2 separate regions of the Homo sapiens genome follow, and region 2 is linked to region 1. A link is a contact called in ENCODE Hi-C or POLR2A ChIA-PET data. All regions are on one chromosome and are shown on one strand. Each heading gives the region's core, a stretch centred on a gene start or an enhancer-like site at or near the end of the contact. The rest is flanking DNA. Distances are from core to core; before and after follow the strand shown.

The links. A loop is a pair of places that touch in the nucleus more often than their neighbours do. ChIA-PET counts read pairs that join two places held with the same protein, here RNA polymerase II (POLR2A). Pooled maps may share reads with other maps.
Region 2: a pooled map shows a loop between it and region 1 (2.3-fold over the local background). The contact joins the promoter of RSKR here to the promoter of SLC46A1 in region 1. A Hi-C loop is called at or near these places in 2 of 50 pooled maps. POLR2A ChIA-PET finds 5 or more read pairs at or near these places in 3 of 52 experiments (Panc1, WTC11 and activated T-cell).

The regions. Positions count from the first base shown.
Region 1 is chr17:28,404,904-28,411,218 of GRCh38, forward strand. SLC46A1 (solute carrier family 46 member 1) reads right to left here and starts at 1,309. Exons shown (of 5, transcript NM_080669.6): 1 at 984-1,309; 2 at 1-565. The coding sequence starts at 1,211. LOC124903964 (a long non-coding RNA gene) reads left to right here and starts at 5,799. Exons shown (of 2, transcript XR_007065688.1): 1 at 5,799-6,315. RefSeq lists enhancers at 1-323, 3,464-4,304 and silencers at 791-950, 1,151-1,490.
Region 2 is chr17:28,611,581-28,617,895 of GRCh38, forward strand. It overlaps RSKR (ribosomal protein S6 kinase related), which reads right to left and starts at 2,605. Exons shown (of 12, transcript NM_001174103.2): 1 at 2,507-2,605; 2 at 1,860-2,108; 3 at 1,682-1,765; 4 at 1,498-1,566; 5 at 1,038-1,107; 6 at 682-786; 7 at 464-504; 8 at 188-215; 9 at 1-76. The coding sequence starts at 2,581. BLTP2 (bridge-like lipid transfer protein family member 2) reads right to left here. Exons shown (of 39, transcript NM_014680.5): 33 at 5,652-5,738; 34 at 5,309-5,419; 35 at 5,038-5,173; 36 at 4,799-4,929; 37 at 4,516-4,617; 38 at 4,084-4,218; 39 at 2,866-3,666. The coding sequence ends at 3,484. It overlaps SPAG5-AS1 (SPAG5 antisense RNA 1), which reads left to right. Exons shown (of 3, transcript NR_040012.1): 3 at 4,705-5,797. RefSeq lists an enhancer at 1-969.

The DNA.
Region 1 (6,315 bases), core at 59-2,558:
TCCTGGACTTCTCTGGGGCGGGAGCCACATAGAGCTGGACAATGGATCGGTGGTGACGGAACGTGAAGAGCCGGGTGGACTTTGGCTCCTTTAAGGTCTCACCAAAGCAGAAAGCTGCATAGAGAGTCATGGCTATCAGCAAGGCCAAGGCCAGCCAGAAGGGGTTGGCATAACCCTGGGCCCGGAGCCAGTGGCCCCCGAGGAGGCTTGCCAGCATCCCAGCCACCCCGATGCTGGCTTCCAGCAGGGCCATCCGGAAGGTGCGGCTGCGACTGGAGCTGACATCTGCCACGGACGCAAAGCTAGCAGCCAGAAGGCCACCGAAGTCGCCGAGGAGGGCACAAAGGATGCGACCCAGCACGAAGTAGCCGACGTGGAGCTGCAGCTGCACCACAAAAACGGACACTAGGGCCTGGAGCAGCAGGCCCAGCGAGGCCAGCACTAGCAGCGGGCGGCGGCCCACACTGTCGCTCCAAGCTCCCAGCAGGGTGGACGAGAAGAGCCCCACCAGGAAGCCGCCCACGTTCATGTAGAGGGTCCAGTGGGAGGTAAGGGTCTCCACTTCCTGTAGGGGCACAATGACCAGGGTGCGGTTCCTCACTCTGGGTTCCACAATCCCCAAATCCTCGCCATCCCGGGAGCTACAGGGATGAGGACTTCCTTTGGAGCCCTAAACCTCAGAGAATCTTAGCACAGCTTTCAAAATCTGCCAGTGGAGAGGGGGAAGGACATGGACCAAGGCCCCATTCCCTTTCCTTTCCCCCCCCTTTTGTTAACCTGCAAGGCCAGACTTTAGCTCAGCTTTTCGCATCCCACCCGCTGAGGTTCTCGGTCAGGCCCCTTTGCTCTGGTCCCGCCCACCATCCAAAATGCACCCTCCCTCCAGTTACCCGCCACTACCATTACGCAGGCCCCGCCCCTCCGCTGCCCCCACGCTCCAGACCAGGGCCCTCCACCTGCCAGGCTCCTCGCCGCCCCGCTACCTGCATGGTGGGGTCCGCGCTGCGGTTGCTGCAGCCCCCCCTTTGGCGGGTGCCATTGTAGCCGAGGTCGGCGCTGAAGCGGTGCCACAGATACTGCGTGGTGAGCGGGCCCTGCAGGACCAAGGCAAAGTTGGCCAGGAAGACCAGCGGCTCTACCGGGCCCCGGCACAGCACGGCAGCCGCAGGGCGGGCGCGGGGCTTTTCCGGGGGGCTCGCGCTCCCCTCCATGTGCGTGCGCGGCGGAGCTGTCGCCAGGCGGGCGGCGGGGCGCGCGAGCGACTCGCTGCCTGGGACCAGCGACGCGTGGCGTGGGGCTTGCGCTGTCTGCGCCTGCGCCCGGCGTCCCTCCTTAAATGTCCGGCGGGGAGGGGCCTGTGACCTGAGGCCACCGGACTCTCGCCGCGGGTGCACCTGGCTGGGCGTGGGCCAGCGAGGGGCCCGGCACCCCCAGCCCGCGGGATGACCTCACCTGTAAAGTGTGCGTAGACACCGCCCTGCAGCCCTCCCTCCCGGCCCAGACACACCACAGATAACAAGAATATCAACAATTAACATGTATTGACCACTTACTATGTGCTGGGCACGGTATTAAACCCTTTTTGTGCGTTGGTCTCCCGATAACTCTACAGGCTAGCCAATATTAACCATCGCTATCTACCGCTGAGGAAACGAGGTCATCGGGTACTCAAGGCAGAGCTGGAAGAGCACATGACTCCTGATGCTGCTGATGTTCTGCGCTGTAACAGAGAGGCAGCTGGAGAGGATCGGAGTGGGCTGAGCCCAGCTGCCTGGGTTGGAGCACCTAGGCTCTGCCACTACCTTCGGCATGCCACTTACCACCCTGAGCCTCTGTTTTTTCATCTGTAAAATGGAGTTGCTAACAAAACATGTCTCAAAAAGTTGTGGAAAAGCAGTGTCTGGTATATTCAAAGTGCTATTATTGCTATTAACAGGCTGTCACGTCTGGGAGTGGTGGCTCACACCTGTAATCCCAGCACTTTTGGAGGCTGAGGCGCATGGATCGCTTGAACCCAGGAGTTCGAGACCAATCTGGGCAACATGGTAAAACCCTGTCTCTACAAAAAATACACAAAAATTAGCCAGGCGTAGTAGCAGATACCTGTAGTCCCAGGTACTCGGGTGGCTGAGGTGGGAGGATCAATTGAGCCCAGGAGGCAGAGGTTGCAGTGGGCTGAGATCGCACCACTGCACTCCAGCCTGGGTGACAGAGCAAGACCCTGTCTCAAAAAATATAAAATAAAAATAAAATAAAAAACAAGCTGTCACTTGCTCCACTCCTGCCCTAGGATCTTTTCCTGGGAAACTAGTCTTGTTTCTGGGGTCAGGCAGGGCCTGGCTCTGCAGTTCCCTTAGAGAAGATGGGGGAGGGCCTGGGAGGTCCTTGGGTGTGAACCTATGCTCCTGGGTGGCTCCCATTATAGGAATTAGGCCAGAAGGCAGTCACCTGCTCTGCTGCTGAGGAGGTCAGACCCTGTCTGGGCCTCTGTTTTATTGCCTGTAAAAAGGAACAGCATTACCTTCCTTACTCCCCTATCTTTCATTCATTCAGCTCATTTACTGAGTGCCCCTTACGTGCCAGGCACTGTGCTGGGGGACTCCGGGACCACAACAGGAAAGGAAATAGACAAAGCCCTCACCAGGCCCGTTAGTTTCTAGAATGGTGGGAGAGGAAAAATAGTCAAAGAATCCTACTAATTGATACAAAATTCCAACCGTGGAAAATAGTTTTGAACTCCAAGGGTGCTAATTCAGGGGCTGGAGGTAGGGGGAGCAGAATCAGGAAAGGCCACCTTCCCTGAGAACAGAGCAGCTGAGTGGGTTTCTGGAGGCAGGTCCTGACAGGCCTGATTCTTGGGAGGATGGATGGCTCCAATTCTGGCCACTGTGACTGTGCCTGGGCCTGTTGGAGCTTGTTAGCTACCCCACCTCCCCTGAGCCAGGAGTCCGAGACTCAGGATGGGTAGGTGCTGGCTAGATACTAGTGAACTGAATAACCTCCCCCTGCAAGCTGCCCCCACCTGTGGTCCCCTAGAGAGAGGAAATTCCACATTAAACATTCAAGCCTCTGGATTGGCTCCACTCTCCTCCCTCCCCTTCCAACTCCTCCCTACCACTTACACAAAAGCTTGGCCCAGTTAGGTCAGCTGCAGTGAGGGAGGGGTACTTGGCTAAATCCTTGGAATTATTTCTTAGATAAAGAACTAAGGCTAGGAGAGGCCAAGGTCCCTCATCAGGAATGGGACAGGGTGTGGCTCATCCCAGAGCCAGAGCCTGCAGTACCCACTAGGGTAGAGGTCTTTTCTAACTCCTTGAAAACAGCTGCAATCAGGTCACTGGCCTGCTCAAAACCATCCTGGGCTTTCCATTTCGCTCAGTGAGAGCCAAGTCCTTATGAGAGCCCTAAGGCCACCTACCTCTTCTCTGTCCCTCTCCCCTGCTTTGTCCCCCTCAATCCTTGTGCTCAAGCCATGCTGGCCTCCTGCTTTAGGGCCTTTACACTTGCGGTAACTACTACCTAGAATGCTCTTCTGGATATCTGCCTGGCCGGCTCCCTCACTTCCTTCAAGTCTCCACTAAAATGTCACCTGACCCTCCTATATAAGCAACTTCCCTCCTTCCTTGCTTCCTGGCACTCCCTAATCCTTTACCCTGTTTCATTTTTTTCCATAGTGTTTATCACCATCTGAATTATAACTTTCTGGTTTCTTTGTTGTCCATCTCCCTTTACTAGAGGTCATGATGGCAGGGACTTTGTTTTTTCATCACTACCATATCCCCAGCATCTAGAATAGTGCCTGGCGTGTGGTAGATGCTCAAAAGACGATCGCTGAATGAACTCTCAGTCTCAAGGAGAGGAGATTCCGCAGCTGGAGTCCCAGAGCATGTGGAGAGGGTTGCCAATGTTGAGCTGCACTGTGGAGTCCAGAGCCCAAGAATCTCCACCTAGAAGGAAGCTGAGAAATCACATCTCCACCCATCCAACCATTTAAAAGACAGGGAAACTGAGGTCCAGAGGGAAAGGTGACTTACCCAGAGAGAGCTAAAAAGTCCTGCCTGTCAAATTTCTACAGGAAAGGAGAAGCTATTGCAAAGGAAAAGATCTGTAGACTTATTTCCATCAGAACATAAAGCCTTAATTCAAAGGCAAATGACAAACAAAGTCATTTGTTTGTCATTAAAAGAAAGAAAAATCTTTCTTTTAAAATATGGCCGGGCGCAGTGACTCATGCCTGTAATCCCAGTACTTTGGGAGGCCGAGGCGGGTGGATCACCTGAGGTCAGGAGTTCAAGACCAGCCTCAACATGGAGAAACCCCATCTCTACTAAAAATACAAAATTAGCCGGGCGTGGTGGTACATGCCTGTAATCCCAGCTACTCGGGAGGCTAAGGCAGGAGAATTGCTTGAACCCGGGAGGTGGAGGTTACGGTGAGCCGAGATCATGCCATTGCACTCCAGCTTGGGCAACAAGAGCGAAACTCCATCTCAAAAAAATAAAATAAAATAAAATAAAATATGACAAAGGGTTACTATTTTAACTATATGTGATAATAACCTGAAGATCCCTCCCTCAGTAAACAGATAAAAACCAAGCACTGAGAGGTTGTAACACAGAACATGCATGTGAGACACACAAATGAGCTCTTCTCCAGCTTCTGAATAGTGAGAAAAACACTGTGCCTTTGATCTTGTTCTTTGCAGCCAACACATTAGCAATGATTTTGTTTAAAATGAGAATGCTCAAAGCTGGTAAGGCTACAGTGAAACAAATACTGCTGAAGGAGTGTAAATACACCCTTTCAGGAAAAAATTTGGTAGCCTTTAATCAAGACCCTTGAAGCCTCTAATTCTACATGTAGGTCTCTATCTAAAGGAAATAGTCTCAAGTACAGAAAAAAGCCTTATGTGCTAAGATATTCTCCCATAACATTATATTGACAAGAGTAAAAAAAAAAAAAAAAAGATAAACAACCTATGTGTCCAACAGTAGCGAAATGGCTGAGTAAATTATAGTCTATCCACTCCATGAATATGAGTCATTAAAATGATATGTTCAAAGAGATTATAATAATATGGAAAACTGCTTACATAATAATTTGTATGTAGAAAAAACAGAGAGCTTGTTTATGTGGTATGGTCATAGGCATAGAAAAGAATTGCACTGAGTAAAGACTGGAAACCATGGCACCAATATATTAACAGAAGTCCTCTCTGCGTGGTAGTAGGGTTAGGTAAGATTCTCTTTTCTTCTATTTAAAATGTTTTCAACCCTTCTGATATAAACAGATATAAACATATGTTTTAATCATGGAAAACATAAACATTTTAAAAATCTGATGATACTCCTCTCCTTCAAATGTATTCTGGCTCAATTGCCAAATATCAGCTTCATGCTCCTTGATGTTCTGGAGACATCACTAGGAGCTGACTTTTATTGAAGCAGGCAGCACCATACTGAGGGCATTACATACATTATCTTACTGAATCCTGACTACAGCCTTATGAGATAGGTATTACAATTTTTTTTTCTTTGAGATGGAGTTTCACTCTTGTTGCCCAGTCTGGAGTGCAATGGCGTGATCTCGGCTCACTGCAATCTCTGCCTCCCAGGTTCAAGCGATTCTCCTGCCTTGGCTTCCCAAGTAGCTGGGATTACAGGCATGTGCCGGGACACCTGGCTAATTTTGTATTTTTAGTAGAGACAGGGTTTCACCATGTTGGTCACGCTGGTGTCAAACTGCTGACCTCAAGTGATCCGCCCACCTCGGCCTCCCAAAGTGCTGGGATTACAGGTGTGAGCTACCGCGCCCGGCCAGGTATTATTATTTTTACAGATGATGTAACTACAGCATAGAGGGATGAAGGGAAATGGTTTTTCTCACTCTGGGTACAGGTTTTCTTTTCCTTACACCTACCTGTTCTAGTGCTTTCTGTTATTCTAAGCCTTAGTATATGTTAGTCTCTTTGCCAGTAATACCCTTCCTACTTTGCTTGGCCTATTCAGCTCCTTTTCATCCTTCAAAACCCACCTCTGTGTCTCACTTCTAGGCGGAATTAGTCATTGGCTAATATGTACTTCCACAATACTGGGTTCATACATTTAACCCTGGTTTTAAACTTAACCTGGTTATAAATATGTGTTCCCAGGTTTGTCTCCTCTTAACCCCTACCTATGTCCTGCCTCCAGATTTGAGGGCAGAGAAAATTTTTTTCACCTCTGTATTCCCTATCCCTGGGCTTGACATGCAATAAGATAAAATGTTAAATAACTTTGATGACATGCATCAACTCCAGTCAATTGATTGAATCTG
Region 2 (6,315 bases), core at 1,355-3,854, 210 kb after region 1:
GTGCCACAGATAGTGTAGGCTTGAGCTCCCTGGGGCACGTGGCGGGACAGACCAAAGTCTGTCAGTTTCAGATGGCCTATGAAAGAAGGTAAGGCAACTGCACCACTGTTCCACCCATCATCAGCCATGATTTATTCCCAAACCAAAGTACCTCTCATCCTGGGGCTAAGGAAGGAAAAAGACTTACCTCGTTCATCTAGAAGAATATTCTCCATCTGAAAGATCACAGGTGAGAAGTAATTCTTCCTCTTCCTTTCAACTCTCTTTCATCATGTATACACCCCAGCTGAAGGTGATGCCCTACTCAGCACTCAAATCTATACTCAGAGAGCCCTTCCCCAAATCCTTGGCACCCATGGGGGCCCCAATGTCTACAGTTCTCAGCTCCCTAACTTCTTGGACTTGTTGGCACTTCTTATTGAGACTCTTTCTCAGACAAAGGGAAAAAAGCACTTAACTCTACCTTCACATCTCGATGCATGATGCCCAAGTCATGGAGATAACCTGTGGATAACAAGTATGGGGTATGCTGCAGCTTTTCTGTCCTTTCCAGTTTCCCTAGTAGCCCTCATCCCATCCCTATCCTATTCTTTAACTTCCATTATTAATATTAATTTTTTACTCTCCTTCTTCCGAACTTAAATCTTCCCTCCCCATTTCCTTTACCACTGTTTCACTTACACAGTACCAGCACCAACTCGGCAGCAAAGAGACGGATGGAAGCCTCAGGAAAGCAGCCAACAGCCGACCAAAGGGAGTACAGATCTGTGCTGCAGTAGCTACACACTGCAAAGCCAGTGTGGAGCTACATACATTGCCAGAAGTCTAGGCAATGTTTGGGAGCTGCAATGCCTGGGCTCAAGGCATTGTAGGCCTCCTGCCCAAACTGATACCACCTGCTGTTCCCCTCCCTTTGGGACAGAGAGGTGCCATGAGAAGGGGGACAGAGCAAAGGCAGAACAAGCCAAAGAGGTAATCTCAGGTGGGGAACATGGTACAAAGACCCTGGGGGATGAGGAGAGAGTCCAGTCACTCACTAATGAAAAGGTGCCGTTTTCCCTGCCAGCTGTCCCCCAAGCTGTGTACAAAGGGATGGTTGATCTGTCGCTAGGAACAAAGAAAACAGGAAGTTAGGGAGGAACAGGGTCATTGAGAATAAAGGCAGCTGAGAAATCAGGTTTTACCCAGATGTGCAGAGGGGGAACTGCTGCCTCACCTCTCAGTTCAGAGGAACTCAATATTTGGAACTGACTATCTGGTAATCCTAGAACCAGCAAATACTAAGGAATACACTGGGACATGCTTCAGAGATTTCCCTAGTAGGACATGGGAAAACTGTGTTGAGAGCTGATACTTTTCCCAGGATCTACTTTAGTGTTAAACTAGGCTGAAGCAGATGGATGAGGCAGAACCAGGAAAAGAAGGTGGGCAAGAAAGGTACTTTCCCTACCTGTGGCCTAGCTCTTCCCACAATCCTTTCCAGGACTCTGTGCATACCTGGATGCTAACCTCCTCTTTGCACTGCCTCACGGTATCCCTCTGTAGGACCTTTACCTTGGGCACCACCTATAAAAGGAGAGTAGTGATGACTCATAGATAGTGCTATTGAATTGTTTATTCCTCCCAACCTCTCTGGAATCAAGATTGGAAACAGAGACTAATGTGGTATCTACGCCCCTACCTTCACTGCAAATACAGCTTTCTGGGTGCAATCTAGCACCTTGAGGACAGTTCCAAAGGAGCCTTTAGCCACGAGGCCTAAAATCTGTACAGAGGAATGGAGAACAGGCCAGTTGAGACTGGTCATTTTTAACTTCTCCCAAAGACTGAGACCCCACTCAGGGATTCCACTGACTTACCTTCAGCTGCTGCTGCCCCCTAATGGGCCTAATGGGAAACTCTGGTAGAAAGAGGTTGATGAACTGAGGCACTGGCCACTCTGGCAGAGGCTTCTCTACCAGTACTGGGGCTGGCTTTAGGGATTCCTGGTGCAGATAGTGGTGCCCCCGTAGTTCCCAGAGTTCTTCCAGATCTGACCTGATGGTTCCCAAACCTGTCCAGAGGCTCTTCCAGCCTCGGGCCCAGGGACCCCGGATGTTGCCACCCTGCTGAGAACCAAGGGAGCCACTCTAAACTTTCTGCTCCTGAGGCATAGCAGGTTCCACCCATCTTACTAGGCACTCCCTCCCCTTAAGTCTCAACCCCTAGAGGTACATTTTTGAGCATGAGGCAAAATTCCCATTACCCTTGCTTTGTGCTAAGCCCCAGATTTCCTGGGCACAATTCAAATCCTCTAGGAAAATAATTGTTGGACATTTTCACCATGACGCATTAAGAGTACAGCCTGCACCTCAGTATTGGGCTGTGATGCTTTCATAGTACAGCCTCCCTGCCCCACCCCCACATTGGGTAATCACTTCCATGCTCCTAACCAGGAACTTCCCAGGACTCAAGCCCATGTCTCCCTCTCCTCCCCTCAGTAGGCTGCCAGAGCCCCACAGCCTACCTTGTGAGGGACAGCCACCCGGGTGTGTTCCCCCTGCTGGGTGTGCTGCCCCTGCCGACAGCTTACTGCTCCCATTCCCAGCCTCTGCCTCCTCTCTCTGCTAAATCTGCTGTCCCAGTTATATAAGCAATTCCTCTCCCTGATGCTGCGTGACACGAGCCCCGCCTCTTCCAGTCTGCAGAAACCCATCAGCATGGGGCCAGAGTCACACTAGGACTAGAAATTTCTGTGATACAGCTTCAGGGCAGAGGAAGGAAGGGGCCACCCTCAGAGTGGCAGCTGCAGGATGTTCTGGGTTGATGAGGGAGGAATACACAGATTGAATGCATGCACTCAACACACACACACAAAAATGAGCATCAAATTTAAAATATCTTTTTTTTTCTCTTTAAATCATTTTGCCATTCTCCAGGGTATATCCTACGGGGAAGGGTAGGGGACCCATGGCCAGCCCTGGCTCCTACTGCCATCCTCCCAAGTGAACTTAGCACAGAGACTGGGGAGGGGTTGACCCCCACTCCAGAACACCAATACCTCTTTCAAACATGACAGTGGAGTGAGGATCAGAGGATCAGCCCCCTCCCGTTTCCTGGCACAGAGGAAGGACAGTTACACTTAGAAATATATATATAATATATATATATTTATATATGTCTATAAAAATTTATCACACTTGATCAGGACTATCCCCCTACCCTTTCACTTGACCCCAAGGGAATAGGGTCCTGCCCTGGGCCCATTCCCTGGGTCTTGCTCTCTTGTTGCCTCTCTGGCCCTGAGCCTGATCAGTGTGAGACAGAACTCAGCATTACTGTCCACCATGCCCTGCAGCGAACAGACCAGGTGCTGAAGAGTGATGCCTATGGGCTCTGACACCCACAAATCCTCGTGGATAACGGGAAGCCCCTCCCACCCCACAAGTCCCTGGAGCCTGAGCCAGAGTCAGATCCTGTACTGCAGCCACTCGAATCGCCAAATCATTTGCGCCTGCCAAAGATGGACTTCTTGCCAGGGTTCTTGTCGCCCACACTTAAACCAATGAGGAGCCGGGCTTTCTCCTCCTCTTCCTGCTGTTGCATGTTCAGGTCCGATTTAGTTTCTAGCTTTCCCCGGACCTCAGAGCCTGTTGCAGACTTCAGCCTTAGCTTCTCTTTGATTACCTGGCAGATTGGAGAGGAGTAAAAGAAAATGTAAATATTAGTGGGCAGGCAGAATAAATCAAAATGAACCAAGACAATAAAGATTTATTAAACACATCCAAGGCACAATGGGGCAATTCACATACAATGGTCTCTGCTTTCAAGAAGCTTACAGTCTAATTATAACCCCTTCTAAACTTTAGGTTGTGTTAGCTCTCAGTTCCCTAAAATCAATGGTGCTATACGAAACACTCAGTAAACACTGAATTTAATAATCTGAGTGAGGTCATGGAGAGGGTAGGCATAGAAGCCACTCACTTCATGCACCTGCCCCTTCCCAAGGATATTTATTCATGGATTCTAAAATGAAAGGCTCCTGAAAAGAGGATCTGCCTGCCAGCCCCATTAGCCAAACAGCCATGAGCCCTGGCGGGATACCTGGGCAACCAGGGCTTTGCGGCTGTCCCTTTTGACAGCCATGGCAAAGTCTAGCCATGTCCATGTGTTGTTGTGGTACTCCAGACAGGGCAGCACCAGGTTAAGGTCACCCCAGTCCACACTGTTCTTCTCACCCTGTAAGAGGAGGGGGAGGGGAAAGAAAAAAAGAGGGGTGGGGAATACATCAGCTGCCATTTTGAGTCCCAGCCAGCCACTTGAGTGCCAAGTCCTACAATAGTAACCTACAGATACTGATTTCCCCTTACCTCAGCCTCGTAATGATGCTGACTCTTGAGGGGAGCAGAGGGAACAGCAGATTTATCACCCACAGCTCAGCATCACAAACAACCTAGCTGTCTCCCTGTATAGAATCTCTGATCTTATCTGGTTCCCTTCCCACCCTGTTCTACAAAGTGCTTGAGAGGTGCAGACCTTGTAGCTGACACACAGTGGAACCTGTGGAATCTTTATGTAGATGAAGGAGTTGTTCATGGCAGCTCGCTCTTTCATCTTGTCAATGTCATCCACAGGGTGCTAAGAAAGGCAGGCAAGGAGTGTGAGCCCTGAATCCATCAGAAGAAACTCAGGACCCCAAACATCTCCCTCTTCTTTTATCCCTAGAATGGACTTAGAGGAAACCGAAGAAATCCCAAGCCACACCAAACAGGACCTCAAGACTCTCCCATTTTTCTATCATCAGGGGCATGTTTGGTACCTCTGGCGATTTGCGAAATGACCTTCTGACCCCAGAACTCCGAGTCAAACCCTGTGCCACACCCTTCCCAGGGCCCAGTGGTACTGCATCATCTGTTGCAATCAGCTGCCGAGGCTTCACCACTGGTATTCCTATGAAAAAGCAAGTGTACCAGCTGTCATCCATCCTCGTTCTGAAGTCTCAGCTGTCTTTGGGGTTGCTACCCTATTCTTCTGGGGCTCCACCATAAAAGTTCTCACCAGTAGTCACCAGTTTGGACTTATCCTCTTCATCACCAACTTCATCATCTTCCACACTTCGGCCAGGAAAGAAAAAGCCCATCATTCTGTGGAAGAACTGGTGTGTCAGCTGGATGGTGAGAGGCACCACATTTACCTAAAAAGGAAAAAGATTCAAGAAGCAATTAAGCTCAGATACCATCATCAGTTTACCTACTCCTAATATCGTGTAACACACAGGTGGCTTTTGAATGTCCCTTGTTCCCAGGTCCCTAAGGGACTGCTTACTAACCTCAAAATGCTCCTTAACAGAGATACCCCCAACAGGGGGCCGAACTTTGCTGAAGAGGCGGAGAGCTAGCTGTCGCCCAGACTGGCAGGAGCTCTGGGGCCGCAGTACTACCTGTAGGATAGAGAGTAAAGAAGAGCCCAACCCAATGTCCTTCCTGCCATAAAGCAACCCACAAATCCTCTGCAGAATGAGAGGAGAAGCAATGGTACTGCTAAGCTGGGCAAGCTTTCACCCTCTCAGATCACCACATTGTTTTCCATAGTGGATTTATACTGAAGGGCCGTTATAAATGCCCCGTGCTAAAAACATGCAAATGGACTAGGAAAGGGGAAAAAAGACTTGCCTTATAGACAGCATTGGGGAGGAGGTTGTTCATGGTAAACCAGCCCAACTCCAGAAGATGTTCTGCTGTGTCATCAGACTTATTCACCTATAAAGACAGATTTTGCCCCATCTACTATAATAAACCTTTCTCAGAAGTCTACTAGACAATTGTTATGTATCCAGTTTGTTTTCAGGCTCTACATATGCCTAATCCCAACCTTGAGATCTCCTTCAAACTCATACAATCAACACTCTTTAATCCAGTGTGTCTCATGGGCACTATTGTCCAGGACACTAAATGCTGGTAGTACTATCTAGCCATTGTGACATTAAAAAATGTTCTAATTCATTTCCAAACGCCTCTGGTAGGAGAAAGTAATAAATAATACTGCCTTCTTTACGTCAATGGCAGAAAAGCTGAATGTCAGTATTAGAATATTCTATTCCAAGCTAGACATGAAAGATTATTTGCCTCTGGGCCATACTTCTAGGGATCATCTTCTTACTCAACAAGAGAAGCATCTGATCAAACTCACCTGTATCTGTATCTTATTTTTATTTTTTTGAGACAGGGTCTCACTCTGTTGCCCAGGCTGAAGTGCAGTGACACAATCTTGGCTCACCGCAACATCCATCTCCTTCCTGGGTTCAAGCGATTCTCCTGCTTCAGCCTCCTGAGTAGC